Linked DNA regions of Mus musculus: region 2 is linked to region 1. The links are chromatin loops, found by intact Hi-C in ENCODE. Cell type or tissue: heart. All regions are shown on one strand. Each heading gives the region's core, and the rest is flanking DNA. Links, peaks and the distances in the headings are about the cores only. Region 1 overlaps Syt7 (synaptotagmin VII). Region 2 holds the start of Tkfc (triokinase, FMN cyclase).

Region 1 (8,323 bases), core at 39-8,038:
GTCTATTCAGACAGGGAACCCTGCCCAAGGGCTCACAATCTAAGAGACACCACACTCGCACATGTATACATTCACAGACACACAGACACACACAGGACCCAGAACATGGGAAGTGGATGACTTCATTAGAAACAGATGGGAGCAGCTCAGGATGGAGCGTCAAGCATGTTCGAATTATCCTTCAGCTGTCTTTCTCAGAGAAGGAGAGGAGAGCCCAGCATCCAGAAAGGCCAGAGAGACCTTTAGAAGTAGTGCATCTGGGAGGGACTTGCGGGAGAAGGACAGTGGTCTCTCTCAGGCACGTGAAGGGATGCGTGAGTAGCTCAGAGCAGGCAGAGGGAGTGAGCCAGAGAAGTCCAGGGTAGAGGCCCTGTGCCAGTGGTCAGGGTCTGGCACCTCTGCTGTGCTGAACCAACTATGCTAAAACTGTTTCTTGGGCTTGTTTTCCCAAAGAAAAGCTAAACAAAACCCAGGGTGAGCCTGAAGCTACTTACCTGACCCCAGGACTCCCTCGAACTTCTGGAATAGAAGCCAACAGAAGCTGTTTTATCCCCTCTCAGGTGCTTGTGCACACTAGGGCAGGAGCTGTACCTCTGAGCTATACCCTAGCCTGCATACACCTTTTAAAAGGGATGTCTAAACTACACTTAGGAAGTTAAGGGGTAGAGGGGAAAGGGCAGGCTGCTTCAGAATGAGGGTACTTAGTACAGATTAAGGAGGCAGCTGCTGGTCCCAGATGTGGGGGACAGAGGGTATGTGACCCTCTTCACTTCAGAGTGGGGCAGGGCCCATGGAATTATGGGGTCCCCTTAGTGCCTATCTGAAGCAGATATGATTGGCCTTCTGCAGTACCCTGAGAACTGGCAGGCCAGCTGCCCTGGACAGAGCAGGGAGTGGCTGGAAAATTATTGCTTCTTTGTGAATAGAGGACATTGAGAGCACAGCAAAGGGCATGGCTTGCCAGAGCCACATACAGGAGGGCACCGGAGTCTCTCAGGTCCTCAGCTTGGAACTTGCCGATGGGGCTCTTTAGATTGGAGAGATTTTTTTCCCCAACCATAGAGAATCAGCCTAGACAATAGATTGGAGAAAGGCCACAGATTCAGCAGTCTGACCTAGAGCTCAGACTACCTTTCTTTCCCCTGCCAGGACCTGGAAGGAGACATTGGCCCCAAGTCATAGAAGCTGAGCAGGTGATGGTGAGGCTGGACTCCAAGGGAGGTCTTGGCGATCTCAGGGAGATCCCACTACTTCTGAGATGACTTTAGGTCTGACCTGGGGCATGCAATATTCTCTACTTTGGGGCAGCTGGTGAATTGTAGGGATTAGTCTTGATCTGAGAGTGAGCGGGCAGCTCCAGCAGGCCCAAGCCACAATGAAAAGTCAAGTGTCAGGTGACAAGCTGAGTGGAGACACCCCCAAGACTCCCCAGTCCCTCCAATCCCAGCTGTTGCTTCCCCTGGAAGAAGAGAGAGAGAGGGCTGGGACCCACAGAGGAAACAGCCAAGGCCCTACTTTTTCACGATCCTTTATTAATCAGAACAGGCCTTGCCACAAAAAGCAGGGCCCATTCCCACAAAAATATGATTTTGCAAAGAGGAAAATTTTGCTGGCTTAGAGGGTGCATATGGTGGAAAAAAATTGTATGGTTCTTTTTCCCTTTTGTCTTCAGTTCTCTTTGCTGTATTTTTTTTCTTTTTTTGTGATAGTGGATTTTTGTTTTATTTTTTATAAAACACTTGCGCTCAAGGACTCAAACACAATACAAACAGCGCCACCAGTTCCCACCCCTGGGGGCCCCAGCTGAGCTGGGAGTCCCCTTGGCTTTTTTTTTTTTTTTTTTTCTTTTGTGGCTGTTTTCCTTTGTCCCTTCCCTGGCCTCTGGTGCTGGAGGGCAGGTGGAGGGGTGTGCTGGGGCAGGTGGAATTTGTATAGCAGTTACACAGAGAAGATGATCACAAGAAAAGCTACCTAAACAATGTAACAACTAAGTCTAGGGTGCCCACAAGATGTCAGATGACGCTCATAAAGGGGGTGGGGACACAGTGAAGAGACAGATTGGCTCTGGCGGTCCCTAGAGGCTCTGTGGGGTAGGGTGGACTGGCAGGTGGGCCTTGCTTTCAGGCCTCACTGACAACTTTGCTCTGGGTAGCACCTTCAGAGCCCTCCTGCCTTGACCCCCTAGGTCAGGTGATGGTGGCCTCACAACCTCCCCCATGAGGTAGGTGAAGTATTATTACCATCATTTTACAGATGGAGAAACTGAGGCCCAGGGAGTGTGGGTGACTTGCCCAAGATCCTAGGACAGTGGTGGCAGAGCTCTGGTGCCCTCCTCACCCTCAAGTCCCTCCCCCCCATTTCCATGTTCCCCCAGTTGCCCTAACATCTTATGCCCAGCCTCTGTGTCATCCAGCTGCACCCTGTGCAAACCCACTCTGTTCTCCACCCACTGTTTGCAAGGTCTGGCTGGCCCCCCCACCCCTCCACCCAGGCTGGGTCACTACTATTCCTAGTAGTCTGAGGGGAGAACAGCTATGTGGGGGGATGCTGAGCTGACTGGCTAAGAGGTGCAGGAGCACGCTCTGCATAAACCCGCTGCCAACTTTACACCTGCTGGTGCAGGTTGCTCGGGCCCCTCGGATGCCTTGGTGGAAGCACTCAGGAGACTGAGGCAGATGGAAGGAAGGATGGCAGCGATTTCTCTCGAGTTTCCAGACTTTCTACATTACCCTCTTCTGTTCCCACACAGCCTCTGCAGGGAGTTGGGAGGGTCCCTTTCCTGGGGTTACACCCAGCTGGGCAAGGGAGTTGGGGATGGTCCTATTTAAAGCAAAAGCTGTAGTATACAAACATTTAGATTTACAAGTAATATGGGTAACTATTTGTTTTACAATGGAATTATTCACTCTACGAATGATTCACCTACTACATAAGGGATTCCTCCAGGTCCCTGGGGACAGGGTGTGAAATCTGATTTAAGGACATTTTGCTATGGACAAAAGGAGATCTCCCACCTAGAGCAGAAGGGTGAGCTTAAGGGGAAGCCCACTGAAGGAAACTGTGCCCACATAACTGTGTTCCCACTGTGCTCTAGATAAGCAGATGCAGTCCAGAGCCCCTTCCATCCTTGGGGTGTCAAGGTGCCAGTCAGGGTAGAACTGTATTTATGGTCCCCAACTGCTACCATAGATGTGGTGTTCTGGTGCCACCTGGTGGTAGAATTAGGGTATGTTGGGCTCAAGTCTCTGAATTGGTTTTGAGGCTCTTTCACCAGCTGGGTCTTTTCAATACAGCACAGAGGGACGACAGGACTTAAGAGGGATCATTCTGGAGTCTGCTATTTCCAAAGGGAAGCCAGTTCTAGTCTCAGCAGAGGCGGGGAGAAGGGACGACAGCTTCTTTGGGTATGGCAACTTCAGACTCCTGGAATGCTCCCCGCTTCCTCTGCTTGCGTGGTGGGTGGGAGGGGCAGAAAGAGCTGCTACTCTGGGGTGGGGGTAGGGGTGGGGGTGGGGTATGTGTCAAGACAGCCTGGAGAAGGCCAGGGGTTGATCAGATTATGCAAAGAAAAGGTGGAGGTGTCGGGGCAAGGGGTGGGGATCGGGGGCTATATCCAAGCCAGAGTGTGGAGCAGATGCCAATTTGACTGCAAAATGAGATTTGGAAAGGTGGGGGTCCCTGGGCGAGGGGTTAGGAATGCCTGAGAAGGATGGGAGTGGTGCCCTGTTGGAAGGCCATGCACACGGTGAGTAGGTGCCTACAAAGTGTGAGCCCAGGCCCAAGGGACGACATTGCAGTAGAGAGTTGCTACTGGGGAATTGTGGGGGTGGGGGCTACAGAGACAGGCAAAGTGGGTGCCAGGAGGCAGCTGAAACAGCCATTTGCCCTGGTCCCCACTTCTTCTCAGCCGTCCATACCCTTCCTCTCCTACCTTCCCTGTGGCCTTGACCTCTACCTGACCCAGCCCTACTTCATCCTCACGAAACTCTGCTATTTTCCATAGCCAATCAGCACTGCTGGTCCCAGGGCGATAGGGAGTGAGCTCCCCCTTTCCCACACGTGCGCATGAGCTTCCAGGTGCACATGTGTACACGCATGTGGGCACACACACACACACACACACACACACACACACACAGTAGACACAACACAAATACACAGGGCCACATCTCCAGGACTCTGGAGCACAGGCTATATACTATCCTCAGTGTCCAGGGCCCAGCCGGCACCTGAAGCTGGGGATGGGCCTGATGACCAGGCCGTGGCCAAACGCCTCGGCCTTCCTCTTCTGGGCCCCAAAAAGGGGATCTAGGGAAGGGGTGGCTTCTCTCCACTCCAGGCACTGCCTTAAAGAAAACGGGGGCTATGCCCACCTGGCGGGCCTCTGGAGGGATCTGCCCATCTGGCTCTTGAGCTCTCCCCCACGTCTTTAGTATCAGCAAATCAGGAAAGAAAGAGGCAAAGCAGGGAATGGCTCCCAAGCCCCCACCCCTGAGCTGGACTCATGGGGTGGGGCTGGTACTTCCTAGAAATGGGGCCCAGTAGAGTTCTGGTACCCCTCCCTGGCTGAGCCCTCGGGGTCTCCCCTCACCATGGCAGGGGTGCCGGGCTGGGCATTGTGCATAAAGTGGTAGGGGCATGATGGGGAGCCAGGCCTTGGCCCTTGGAGCCTCCCTTGGCCCCACTCAGGCTTTCAGCTGGTGCCACTGGGCCACAGGCTGCCGGGGACGAGCGATCATGTCCTTCCAGTGTTTCACTTCACCTGGTCCGCTCTTCCAGGACAGGTAGATCTGGGGAGGAAGAGAAGATGCGTAATGGCAGGCTCTGAGGCTTGGGCCCTGTCCCATAGTAACAGCCTGGCCCACAGAGGCTGCCCCTTTCCCTTCCTGCCAGCCTGACCTAGTTTCCTGACTGCTATCCCTCAAGGGCCTGGGCATGCCTGGCCCTTTGACATCAAACTGTTACCTATTTTGCAGTGAAGGTCAGGATACAGGCATTTGGCTGGGGCAATCTTCCCTGACCTAGGAAGGGACACCATTGTTATTGTCTCTCCCATCTCCCTGCATTTCCTGGCCCCGCCCCTGACTTTGTACTGGGGGCTATATATCTCGAGGTCAGTGTGTGCTTCCAAACCTGGCAGGTGAACAAACTACCAGATTAGCCCCAGTTTTCAGATGGGAAAACACACAGAGTTAAGAGTCTTACCTTCAGTCATAGTTTAAAAGTTCAAAATGGTATAAGGAAAGTCTTGGTGCTTCTAGACTGCCAATGCAGCCTAGGCTCTTGTAAGGGCCCTGCAACATTGCAGGGCTGCCCCAGAAACTCCCAAAGCAGTCTCAGCTGAGCCTGGCCTAGACACCAGGAATGCTTAAGACCAGGGGCATTAGAAGAAAAGCGGACAGTGTTGCAAGATCCTGGCCAGGGCACCTTAAGGCCATCAAGATGACAACTCATAGGGCAAAAAACTGTCACAGGTCATAGAGCCTGGGGGCCTTGACGACAGAGTACAACGTGCTAGCTAACACTGGATCCAGGAGCAGGCCTGGGGCATTAGTGGAAGAACTGGCCAAATGCAAATGAAGTCTGACAGGTTCACAGCAAGGTCCCATGTCAGTTCCTTAAGCTGTGACAGATACATTGTGAGGGGCTAGCAATTGAGGACATTGGCAAGAGGGATATGGATACACCATATTACATTTCCTACTTTTATGTACATTTAAACATCAGGTATTACTACCTAAAATTCTCATACCTAAAGTTCTCACACTGAGGCAGAAGGATTGCTATGAGTAGGAGGCCACCCTGGAGGTACATAGTGAGTTTGAGTGCCAACCTGGGCTATAAAGCAAGAGCCTGTCAAAACAAACAAACGATAAAACACCAAGACAAAATGAGCAAGCCCTATGCAGGGGTGGAATATCTTTCTCAGCTTCAAGGCTCCTCTGTGCAACTCAGACTCCTCTGAGCCAATTGACTGATAATAGACACTGATATTACAGACAGCTGGAAGTGGCGTGTGTCTGCTGCCCTCGCTGGACTAAGTTCTCAGTCTCACTCTGAGGCTCACTAAATGCTCCACCCCACTATCCCACCATCACCACTACTACCACCGCCACAGGTCACAGCCAAGTGCTCCTTCGTGCCTACTTGCTTTTGCAATGTCAGCCCAGCTTGGTACCATAGCCTGGAACAAGGCCAGATTCCCAGTCTCCAGGAGTTGAGCTGGGCCTGTGATTCAGAAAGGTTCCAGGGTCCTTGGGCTTCCTAAACTATCCCAGGACGAAGCAAGAACAAAACCATTTTTGGGGGCTGGCGAGATGGCTCAGTGGTTAAAAGCGCCGACTGCTCTTCCGAAGGTCCAGAGTTCAAATCCCAGCAACCACATTGGTGGCTCACAACCATCCGTAACGAGATCTGACGCCCTCTTCTGGAGTGTCTGAAGACAGCTACAGTGTACTTACATATAATAAATAAATAAAACTTAAAAGAAAAAAAAAAAGAACAATGTAAAAACTAACATTATAAAAAAAACATTTTTGACTTGGTTTGGCCCACAGAAGGCTGGTCTGGTAAAGGAAGCTAAAGTACCCCCCAAGAACATCTACTTCTATAAAGCAGAGTTGTAGCATGGCTGCAAGGGCCTCTAGGGAGCTCAGTGGGCCCTGCTCACAGCATACACTCTAGTCTCCATACCTGTGCCCACTGGCTGGCTGAATAATACTCCCAGGGCCAGCTTTCTTCCACAAGGCTAGCTGCTTTTCTCTCCCCAACAACTAGTTTCTCCTTTTCATCTTTCTAGGGAATGCCTCCAGAGTGGCTCCTTCTCTGCAGATGCCAGACCATCCTTCTCCAAACACCATTGTTGGGGTTTGAATGAGAAGGACATCATAGGCTTGTTATATTTAAATGCTTGGTCCCCAGCTGGTGGACACGTTTGGGAAGGATTAGGAGGTGTGGCCTTGTGGGAGGAAGTGTGTCACTGGGGCTGGGCTTTGAGGTTTTAGAAGCCCATGCTATTCCCAGTTAGCTCTCTCTGCCAACTCAGATGTGAGCTCCTAGCTACTGCACCAGCACCGTGCCTGCCCGCCTGCCTGCCACCATGTTCCTCACCATGATGGCCCTGGACTTGCCCTCTGAAATGGAGGCCTAAATTATTATTTTATTAATTTTATTAAATTATGAGTTGCCTTGGTCTTGGTGCTTTTTCACAGCAGAGGAAAAGTATCTAAAACAGTCATATTGTTAGCATTCTGTCTAAGTTCTACCCCACAGTTATATGGCAACAGCCAGGTATGCTTTGCCCCACAGTTACCTGGCAACCGCCAGGTAGGTCCGTCCCACTATAATAGGGGTTGCTTGCCACCCTCCTTGCTCTTTTGCTCTTCTCCTGCTCCCTTGCTCTTCCCTTCCCCCTCCCCATTCCCTTCTCCCATCTCTCTCTCCACAAGCTCATGGCCAGCCTCTACTCCTCTACTCTCTTTCTCCCTCTGCCTTTCTCTGCCTCTACTACCCTCTTAACTCCCCTCCCCATACCCTGAATAAACTCTATTCTATACTATATTGTCGTGTGGCTGGTCCCTCAGGGGGGAGGGATGCCTTGGCATGGGCCCGCTGAGGCCATACCTCACCTCACCTCCATAGAACATATCCCCTCCTCTCTTTATCTTTTTATAAACACATCACATATACCTAGGGACCCGTGTTTCCACTCCCTCACTTCCTCTGTCCTGATCACTGGTTCTCGGCACTATTCCTGGTCACGCTTCCATGACTTGACTTGGTCAGTGCTTGTCCAGTACACATGGAGCCCCCATACTCAGTCCCCAGCACTGCATCAGGCAGGCTCGATGGCAGCTGCCTGTAACCAACCACAGTGTTTGGAAGACAGGGGCAGCAGGATCAGAGATCCAAGACCATACATACTCAGCTACATAAGGAGGCCAGCTTGAGCCGGTGGCGCACGCCTTTGAACCCAGCAGTAGGGAGACAGAGACAGGTGGATCTCTAGAGTTCAAGACCAGCCTGGTCTACAGAGCGAGTTCCAGGACAGCCAGGGAAACTGACTCAAAACAAAACAAGAGAGCATAATGGAAGTCAGACTTCTGTTACTGAATAAATGACCACACACGCCATCGGCAGAAACATTTCAGAGCTAGCATCTACAACAACAGAAGCTACACACGTACTTCAGGCGCCAGGCTGAGCGTCTCACTGTGCCCTTATCAAACGCTCCCACTACACTGTGTGGCTATCACTCCCTGACTCTCATCTGCAGCAGAGAGAATGAGGCTCAGAGAGGTGACAGCTTTTAAGGGTGGCGCTT
Region 2 (8,284 bases), core at 1-8,000, 150 kb before region 1:
CCTCAAAAACATTCATGGTTTTTTGGGGTTTTTTTGTTTTGGATACAGTTGAATTACAATTGTTCTAATAGTAATGAAACTGTTAAGCTAACAGGATGTGCTTACTCTGTGAAAATCAATCATTTTATCTTCACAGTACTCTACGGGAGAGGGCACCGTTACGCCCATTTGTAAACGGGGAAATCAAGGCTTTCAAAGGTGCTTTACATGAGATGACTAAGAAATGAAGCTAGGATTAACACTACAACCTCTGCGGCATTAACCCACAAGCTCCTTCAGGTTCTCTTCCCTAATAACTCTCTCCTTCTGGGATTCTGGTTACAGACTGCCATTCCCAAAGAGTTTCTACTTAAGCCTTCACCCATCCCATTTAAACTCTGCACCCAAGGGTTCCTTCAGGGCCCGTCCCTTACCTTGGGCCTGAAGAGCTCCATGACTGCAATCTTCCCGTACATTCCCACCTCTTTGACTGGCCGAAGACCCTCCGCAGTGACCACATAGATCTCTAATCTTGTGTTTTTAGCAATCAACAGGTTCAGATCTTCCGCTGAAGTAAAGTGTCCTGAAAGAAGAGAGCCTCTAACTTTGGAAGCTGGAGGATAGGCCTTTCAGGTACCTCTAAATAAATCTACCTAAGGACCTCGCCTCCTCACCAAATGAAGCACCTCAATGTCTTGCTTCACACACTCAACAAAGCTATAGTCTTAATCAGACTTTTAAAAATGTACTGTCGACTGGGCAACAACAGCCTGGCCTTCAACAAACTATGACCACGAAAATTCTTCGGATGGTTGTTGGGTTTTCCTTTCTAAATTACAACAGCAGACTGTAATTGACGCTAATGGAGAAAGCCTGTGTTTCCTTGAGTTCCCATCCAGAAAGATAAAGCGAAGAAAATTTCCCAGAGCCTTCAGTGTTGTCCTTTTATCTCCCAAGCAATCTACCAACACCACCCAGCCCTCTGTAGCTCTCTCTGAACAAGAAACTTTTGTTCTGAAATGATTAGCATTTACGTAAATACACGAATTTAAGTAGCTGAAAATATGAGTTCAAGATGAATGTTCTTTGGTTTGGGATGTAACTGCCGATAAAGAGCCACGCACACAAACAAGGCAAAGCTCGCACACTGACGGGCCAACCAAACCTTGTTCTCCAGCAGCGCCCTGGAGTAAACAACAGCCCCAGGCAAAAGGGTGGGTCTGGAGAGGGCCGGGGGGGGGGGGGTGCAGACATTGCTCAAATTCCTCAACCTCCTGGACATCCACCGGAAAATTATGAACTCAAAACTTGCCCCATTATCATCTCCCCTTTCCCCTGACCACATGGGGCAAGTTTGAAGACTCAATCAACCACGCACACAACTCACACTTCGCTCTCCGTCCCATCAGGCCTGGACCAATCCTCAATAACAAGTGACCTCCTATGAGCAAAAAAGGACCCAGAATAGCTGCTTCCGCTGCCCAAAAGGCGCGTGGTGGGAACAGCTCCTTTGAGATCGCGAGCTAAGGGGGACGTTCCGCGACTGCCAGCGCCTTCCATTCCCGGAGCCCAAGTTTTTGCTCCCGCCGCCCCTGGGGCCGCTGGCCTCCCTAGGCCTGGGATCCCTCCCTTGCCCGGGTCTCCGGCCGGGGCAATCTCACCGGTCACACAGCCGTTCACTGCAGTAGGCTTCTGCGCCGTTACGACGTAGTTGTACGACATATTGAGGCCTTGGGTTGGCCCGTGGGGCGCCTAGAGCGACGATAGAGAGACGGGCGCGAGCGAAGAGACTGAGAACCCCCACCCTCACGCAGCCAACTCCGTGGCTGCTGCCTCCGCCCCTGAGACACGTTGCAGGCCAGAGAGGCCAGGCGCAGAGGATCACGGGACGGCCTCACCTGGCCTCTTGGAGGACTTACGGAGCCCGAGGCGGCCAACCAAGCGAGGCCCCGCCCCCTGAGGTCCCGCCTTCTCCTAACCGCCAGAGGTCGCAGTACCCGGATGAGAGCGAGAGTACCGGTACGCAGGCAGAACTGGCCTCCTCTTTGGTCTGCTACGCCCTAAGTGGCCGCCTGCTGGCTTCCCAGCCCAGATCCGCGCCCCTTCCTCAGATTCTGCCTCCTTCCTTCCTCCATAGCTCCAGGCGTCCTCGGGGTTTTCCCTCTTTTAAAACAGGAAGGGCTGCGGAGGACTAGACTGGGGATAAGAGGTGACCATCTGTGCACATCCCAGAGTAGAATCGTGCTTTCCTTTGCTTAATTCTTCGAGCTCCTCCTGATCCCTCGAATGCCCTCAACTGACTTTAGAACAATCATCCCAGCCTCACACATCACCTGGGGGTGTGTTTGCTCACCTCTTTTAATTTCTCCAGAAACGAAAGGACTCTCCACTAAATTACTTGATAGCACTATTAGTGCCTCTACTGCGATACAAATTCTAAGCTCAAATACAACGCAGGAATTTCACAGGAAGAGCCTAAACACCCAGGTGACTAGTGCAATCAGCCCCGCAGATGCAGGTCCCAGGCTTCATCAGACAGCCTCCATGTCCCCAACCCCAAAGGAGGAGCAGCAGAAGCCTAGTCCTGAAGCATCTCCAGAATGCCGGAGGAGGAGAGCTAACTCCCTATTTTACAAATGAGGCAGAGATCAGTGTAGCTAGGTTTGAACCAGGTGGAACTGAAGATGATTTGTACCTCCCCAGCTGGCACTCGACTTGACTCTGGGAAACTGGTTGACTAAGGGGAAACATTAGGCTTTGTAGCAAGACTAGACATGGGCTCAAGTCCTAACTCTCAGCAACACAATCTTAGACAACTCACTAGAGCTTTCAGTCTGTGTTCCAGAAGTAAAATAGGATCACAGAGCTGACTCACTACTAGTGTGGCCAGCCAGAAAGGTAAAGGTCTTTGTACATTTTCTCCTTCCCAGCTTTAAGCTGGACATGATTCCAAACACTGCCTTCTGGCTAAGTGGGGGTGTGAACTTTGGTCAGTCCCCACGCTCCTCTCCATTCCTAGCCCACGAACTAGAGTTTGGACTTGGATCAAAGTCTGAGGCAGCTCCCTAATTCTTAAGGCACAGGCACGGGAGGCATGACATTGCCAATCGGCTGCCCATACCTTCAGCAACTCAAGTCCTTTCCACTCCTGCAGGTGCTGCTGTCTCTACTTCAGACCTGGTAGCAGTCAGGACCGTCCACCCGGCGGCATCTCAGAGCAGAAGTGTGAGCTCAGCTTGTTTCAGAACTTTCCCACCATGGTGAGTCCTGTGGGAGCCACAATAGAGGGACGACCATGGGGAACCCCACTCTGGACACCCGGACTCTCTCTAGTCCCCATCTGAGACGATGCTGCCTCTTGGGGTTCAGAAGACAAGAATTTCATTTTGTATCTCCAGCTTAATCCCCGTTCCCTTTCCTGTGGGCGGGGCACTGGGCCAAGCCAGGTCTGAGGTTAACCTGAGGCACCCTGAAACCCCTATGGCTAGGATCTCAGGCACGCATTTAGATCAGAACAACAAGTTACTTGCTGTGTGATAAGTCACTTTGCTAGTCAAGGAGGGAACCTGGAGGAATGATCGGGCCCTTGTTCCTCAGCCTGGGCATGTGTGGGCTGCTCCCAGAGCAGGGAACTGCAATGTGGGAGGCTCTCAGTGTCCCCGGGGTTTGCTTTAAAACTGATCTTGAACAGATCTGGGCTCGATTTCAGCCTCGTGCCCATCACTGTGTTACTACTATGCCAAAGGCTTCACTTCTCCGGGTCTCTCCTCTCGCCAACCTCATCTGCAGTATGGCAGACTAAGACCTGCTAGCACATGGCCTGGCCGCACAGTGTTGATCAGACTAGAATCCTAGTGGCCTAGTCTGTACCTCCCCTTTCTTGCCTTTCCTTTCCCTTGTGTTACTGGGAAACAGGCATGGCTCTGGTGCAGGAATGATTGGGAATCTCTTGGAGGGAGACTCAGTGATCCCTCTTTCCCCACCCTGTGCCTGTGACTTCAGCCACTTGGGAAAACAGCATGTGGCTGGGATGAACCTGGAGGGTCTAGGCACTGGCTGGCTGTGTGACTTTGTGCACAGTCATTTGTTGTGCTTCAGTTTTCTGCTGTTTGTACTAATCTTACCTCCAAAGGGTTATTGGGGAAATTAAATTAGACATATTCATACTTAGAAATGGGTCTGGCTCTTAGTGCGTAAGAAATGGAGCTCATTTTATTCTGCTTGTTGTCTGTTGACCTAGGCCACTCTCGTCATCCTTAAGTAGGTGTTATGGCCTTGGCCCTTGTTAAATGAAGGAAAGCCTGGCAGGAAGACATCAGCGCTTCATTTTGCATAAAGGCTCAGAAAAAAGAGGCAGGAAGTGTGTTTTGCGGAGACCTGGGTCAGGCTGCGATCACTAGGTGGCGCCAGCAGTCTCTTCTGGATCCACTTTGAGGCTCGCTCTTCCTGCCTCCTGAGGACAAAGGCTGCTGGCTACATCCCATCCCGGAACAGTTATTTAGCTAGCTCCAGCTTTTCAAAGCCTGTTCACAAAAGGGGCTATGGCACCTTTTTAGCGAGCTTTTCCCGTAACACTGGTATAAGCTCTGTAAATCACTGTTCCCAGAGGAAGAACTGAGCCCAGAACAGAGGTTTGCTCCCTGAGTTCAGGCGTGGTGTCCTGCTGACACTAGAGCCTGGGCACACGGCGACTCTGGTCTCTCTTACTGCACACGCTGTACAGACTCAGCTGGACCCAGAGGTATTCTCCAGGGTTTAGGTCAGCCTTTGCACGCCCTCTCTCCTAAGGAGGCCCATAGCTCACCGTGTAACTGCCCTGGCAGAATGCAGACATTCTAAAGAGACATTTCACCCCTTCCCATTAGCTATCAGACTGCTGAAATAATGCCTGCAACAAAGTGGAATTTTCCCAAGAATCTCAAGCTGGGGGAGGTAAAGACAGAGAGACAGAGGCCCTGACACTCACGAGGAGAAGCAGCCAGGAAGAGATTTCACATGTTTCTGACAGTGTTTCAGCTGCCTGCAAGAAGGGGATGAGTCAGTCAACCACACCTTGGCCCTAACTGACTAGGCTTTTTTTTTTTTCAGTGTTTTATTTTTTATATTTGTTTGTTTGTTTTGTTTTGTTTCTGCCTCCTGAGTTCTGGAATTAAAAGCACACACCACCACAACCTGGCTTGTTTCAGGGTTTTTTTTGTTTTGTTTTTTTTTTTGCTTGTTTGTTTTTTTGTTTTTTTCAAGACAGTGTTTCTCTGTATAGCCCTGGCTGTCTTAGAACTCACTTTGTAGACAAGGCTGGCCTCGAACTCAGAAATCCACCTGCCTCTGCCTCCCGAGTGCTGGGATTAAAGGTGTGCGCCACCACGCCTGGCTTGTTTCAGTTTTTATGTTCAGTTTGAGACACATGGGTCTCCTGTAGCTCAGGTTGGCCTCCAACTTTCTGTGTAGCTGATGCTAACCTTGAACTCCGGAGTCCTCCCCCACCCCCGCCCCCCAAGCCTCCATCTCCTAAGGCCTGTGCTACCACACCCAGCTAGAACTACTAGGTTATACATACCTCTCTGTTTAAACCTAAACCTCGTATCCGTGCCCTGAAGATGGCTTTGGACATGAGAGAGTATCCCTGGACCTCTTTATTTGTTCCTCTTCCCAATGAGAACATATTAATGAATTGATAAATAATGAACAATCTGATAAATTATTATAAAACATAAATTATAAGTAAATTGATAAATCTCCTTTGTCTGCTCCTTACTGTTGTCTCTTTAACTGGCCTGTTGAGGACATGGCTCTGAGGATAGTTATTAGGCTCTGGAGCTGAGGCTTTGACCCTGACGATTCCTGTGAACGATTCTTCCTGTGGCTTGTGAGGCCCCTGTCTACCTCTTCCTGTAGGCCATATTGCTTGCAACACTATGTCACTCTGATGCTTCCAGGAGCCACTATTCTATTCTGTATCCCATACCTTGGCTTATGCTTCCTTCTGCTCCGAATACCCCCCACCCCCTTCCCAATGCCTACATGTCTCTTTCTTGTTCTTCATAGAGACTTCCCCTTTAGGAGACTGAGGCCCTTTTCTTCTGTGCTTCCACACACATGTATGTCCCTCTTGCATAGCATAGCACGTAAGAATGATATCTGTGTTCCCATGAAGGGCCTAGCACTGGGCCCTGCTACCCTGCATGAACGGTCTAGCTCTAGCCCAGGAAAACCAGTTGTGGTACCAACTGGGTTGGTGTGGGGCCTGCCCAGACTCTACCCATCATAGGAGTCTCAATCTAAAACCTACCTCCTCTAACAGAAACTGACAGGGCCCCAATTTCATTTTTTTTTTCTAGTGAACTCCCCCATTTGCTTTACATTGAAGCTGTTTTGCAGGATACATAGAAATCATGGTGATACATAGAAATCATGGTGTAAAGGTCTATTAGTTAAATAAATACTGAATAAAACATTGAAAGTTGAGAAGTCACAGACACCTGCACCTGGTAATGACATAACTCAAGGTACCACTGTATCCTTAGAATTCCTAGGTGGCTTCTGTAGTTCCTTTCCCCTGGCATGAAACCCCTGGGGAGATTTGGCACTGTAATGTTGCTGGGCAGGCAGGATGGGGGTACCTGCTGACCACACTCTGAACCTCTTGTTTCTTGCTCTTCCTCCACAGAGTTCCAAGAAGATGGTGAATTCTGTGGAAGGGTGTGCTGATGATGCCCTTGCTGGGTTAGTAGCCTCTAACCCTGACTTGCAGCTCCTGCAAGGGCACCGTGTGGCCCTACGTTCTGACCTGGACACCCTCAAGGGCCGGGTAGCACTTCTGTCAGGTGGAGGCTCAGGCCATGAGCCTGCCCATGCCGGTGAGTATCTTGTGTTCATTGTAAGGGGTGCTGGCCAGAGCAGAGTAGGGATCCTGGGAGGTCCTCAGTGCTAGTGTGAGGTACCAGACAATCAGTGCAGGGGCCAGAGTTAGCAATGGGCCCAGTCTCCATCCTCCCACAGCCCCCAGCCACTCCACGCCCAGTCACAGCCTGTCTCTGCACCTGGATTCTTACAGCTCTAGAAATGCAGGGTTGAGCCAGTTAACCCCTGAGGCTGTCACAGCCTCAGGTGTGAGACTTGGTGATTTCAAACGTCTTCCTGGCCTGTTTTTCCAGTCCAGCTGACCCAACACCTCCATGAAACTTTCTTGACTCTACAAGCACAAATTAGGACCCCTCTTCTGCAATCCTATCATGCCTTTTCCCGCAGCTGACCCATCTTAGCTGGTTTCCTGTTTGATGCAAAGATGTGATCCTCCGTTAGGAGCTCCTAAAGCAGGCCTCAGACTTTATGTCAGTTCACTTCTCCTGTCCACCGGCAATATTCTGTTTATTCATTCATCAGCTCCTAGTGAGCCCACGATATTCTGATATACTTGGCCCTGTACAGGGCACACATGTGAATCAGGCAAGATCCTCCCCTGTAGAAAACTTTTATGCCCCACTCTGGGAAGACAGATGTGAATAAGAGCAGTTCAGAGAGCCTTATGGGTTATAACAAACACTAGAATAAACATGGAGGGGCAGGAGCGATGACTCAGCACTTAAAAGTACTTGTTCTTGCAGAGGACCTGGGTTCAGTTCCCAGTACCTACATAGCAGCTCACAACCATCTGTAACTCCAGTTTCAGGGAACCACTGCCTCCTCTGACCTCCACAGACATGAGGCACACATGTGGTGCCCTGGTGCACATATATACACACTTGCAAAACACTCAAATAAAACAAATCTTTTTTCAAAAGCTTTATGTAAAAGAAGAATAGGAGGAAGAACAGAAAATGGTGAGAGTAGACAGAGTTCTTCAGGGTAGGAGGTCAGGGGAAGATCTTTCAAGATGACTCCTGTGTAGGGGTTAGCCATAGCACAAGCACAAAGTAGGGCTTACCTAAACATGGATCTCAGGTATGTGGGAAGCCCCCAGGGATAACAGACCTAGATTCTACCCGGCATCCTTATTTCTCTTTCTCCAGGTTTTATCGGGAAAGGGATGCTAACAGGTGTCATCGCAGGATCTGTGTTTGCCTCTCCTCCTGTGGGCAGCATCCTGGCAGCCATTAGAGCTGTGGCCCAGGCAGGCACAGGTCAGGCTTGCATGTAGGAGAGAATGCTGTGGGTGGGCTCTGTTGGGGGTGGGGAAGGGCAAGGCTCAATGACACCATGCTACTGTTCCTACAGTGGGCACCCTCCTCATTGTGAAGAACTACACTGGGGATCGGCTCAACTTTGGACTTGCCATGGAGCAGGCCAAGGCCGAGGGCATCTCTGT

The links. A loop is a pair of places that touch in the nucleus more often than their neighbours do. Peaks named below come from ENCODE experiments on the same cell type or tissue, not always from the same donor. Only the 100,000 strongest peaks of a DNase experiment are listed, where the experiment ranks them.
Region 2: it touches region 1 in a loop (4-fold over the local background); 2 of 42 quality-filtered maps call a loop at or near these places.

Annotation. Positions count from the first base shown.
Region 1 is chr19:10,444,807-10,453,129 of GRCm38, reverse strand. Syt7 (synaptotagmin VII) reads right to left here. Exons shown (of 12, transcript NM_001373944.1): 12 at 1,513-4,790. The coding sequence ends at 4,686. Among named protein-coding and RNA genes, the nearest start is that of Lrrc10b, 8.5 kb to the left of the region's middle. In heart, for the core only: a CTCF peak has its summit at 3,213 (motif pointing left); DNase peaks (open chromatin) are centred at 3,209 and 4,589; H3K27me3 peaks cover 3,979 bases.
Region 2 is chr19:10,599,123-10,607,406 of GRCm38, reverse strand. Tkfc (triokinase, FMN cyclase) reads left to right here and starts at 3,149. Exons shown (of 17, transcript NM_145496.1): 1 at 3,149-3,239; 2 at 6,647-6,836; 3 at 7,989-8,099; 4 at 8,194-8,284. The coding sequence starts at 3,237. Ddb1 (damage specific DNA binding protein 1) reads right to left here and starts at 1,810. Exons shown (of 27, transcript NM_015735.2): 1 at 1,641-1,810; 2 at 414-562. The coding sequence starts at 1,701. In heart, for the core only: CTCF peaks have their summits at 1,963 (motif pointing right) and 4,376 (motif pointing right); DNase peaks (open chromatin) are centred at 1,916, 3,656, 4,396 and 4,946; H3K4me3 peaks cover 3,402 bases; H3K27ac peaks cover 5,170 bases.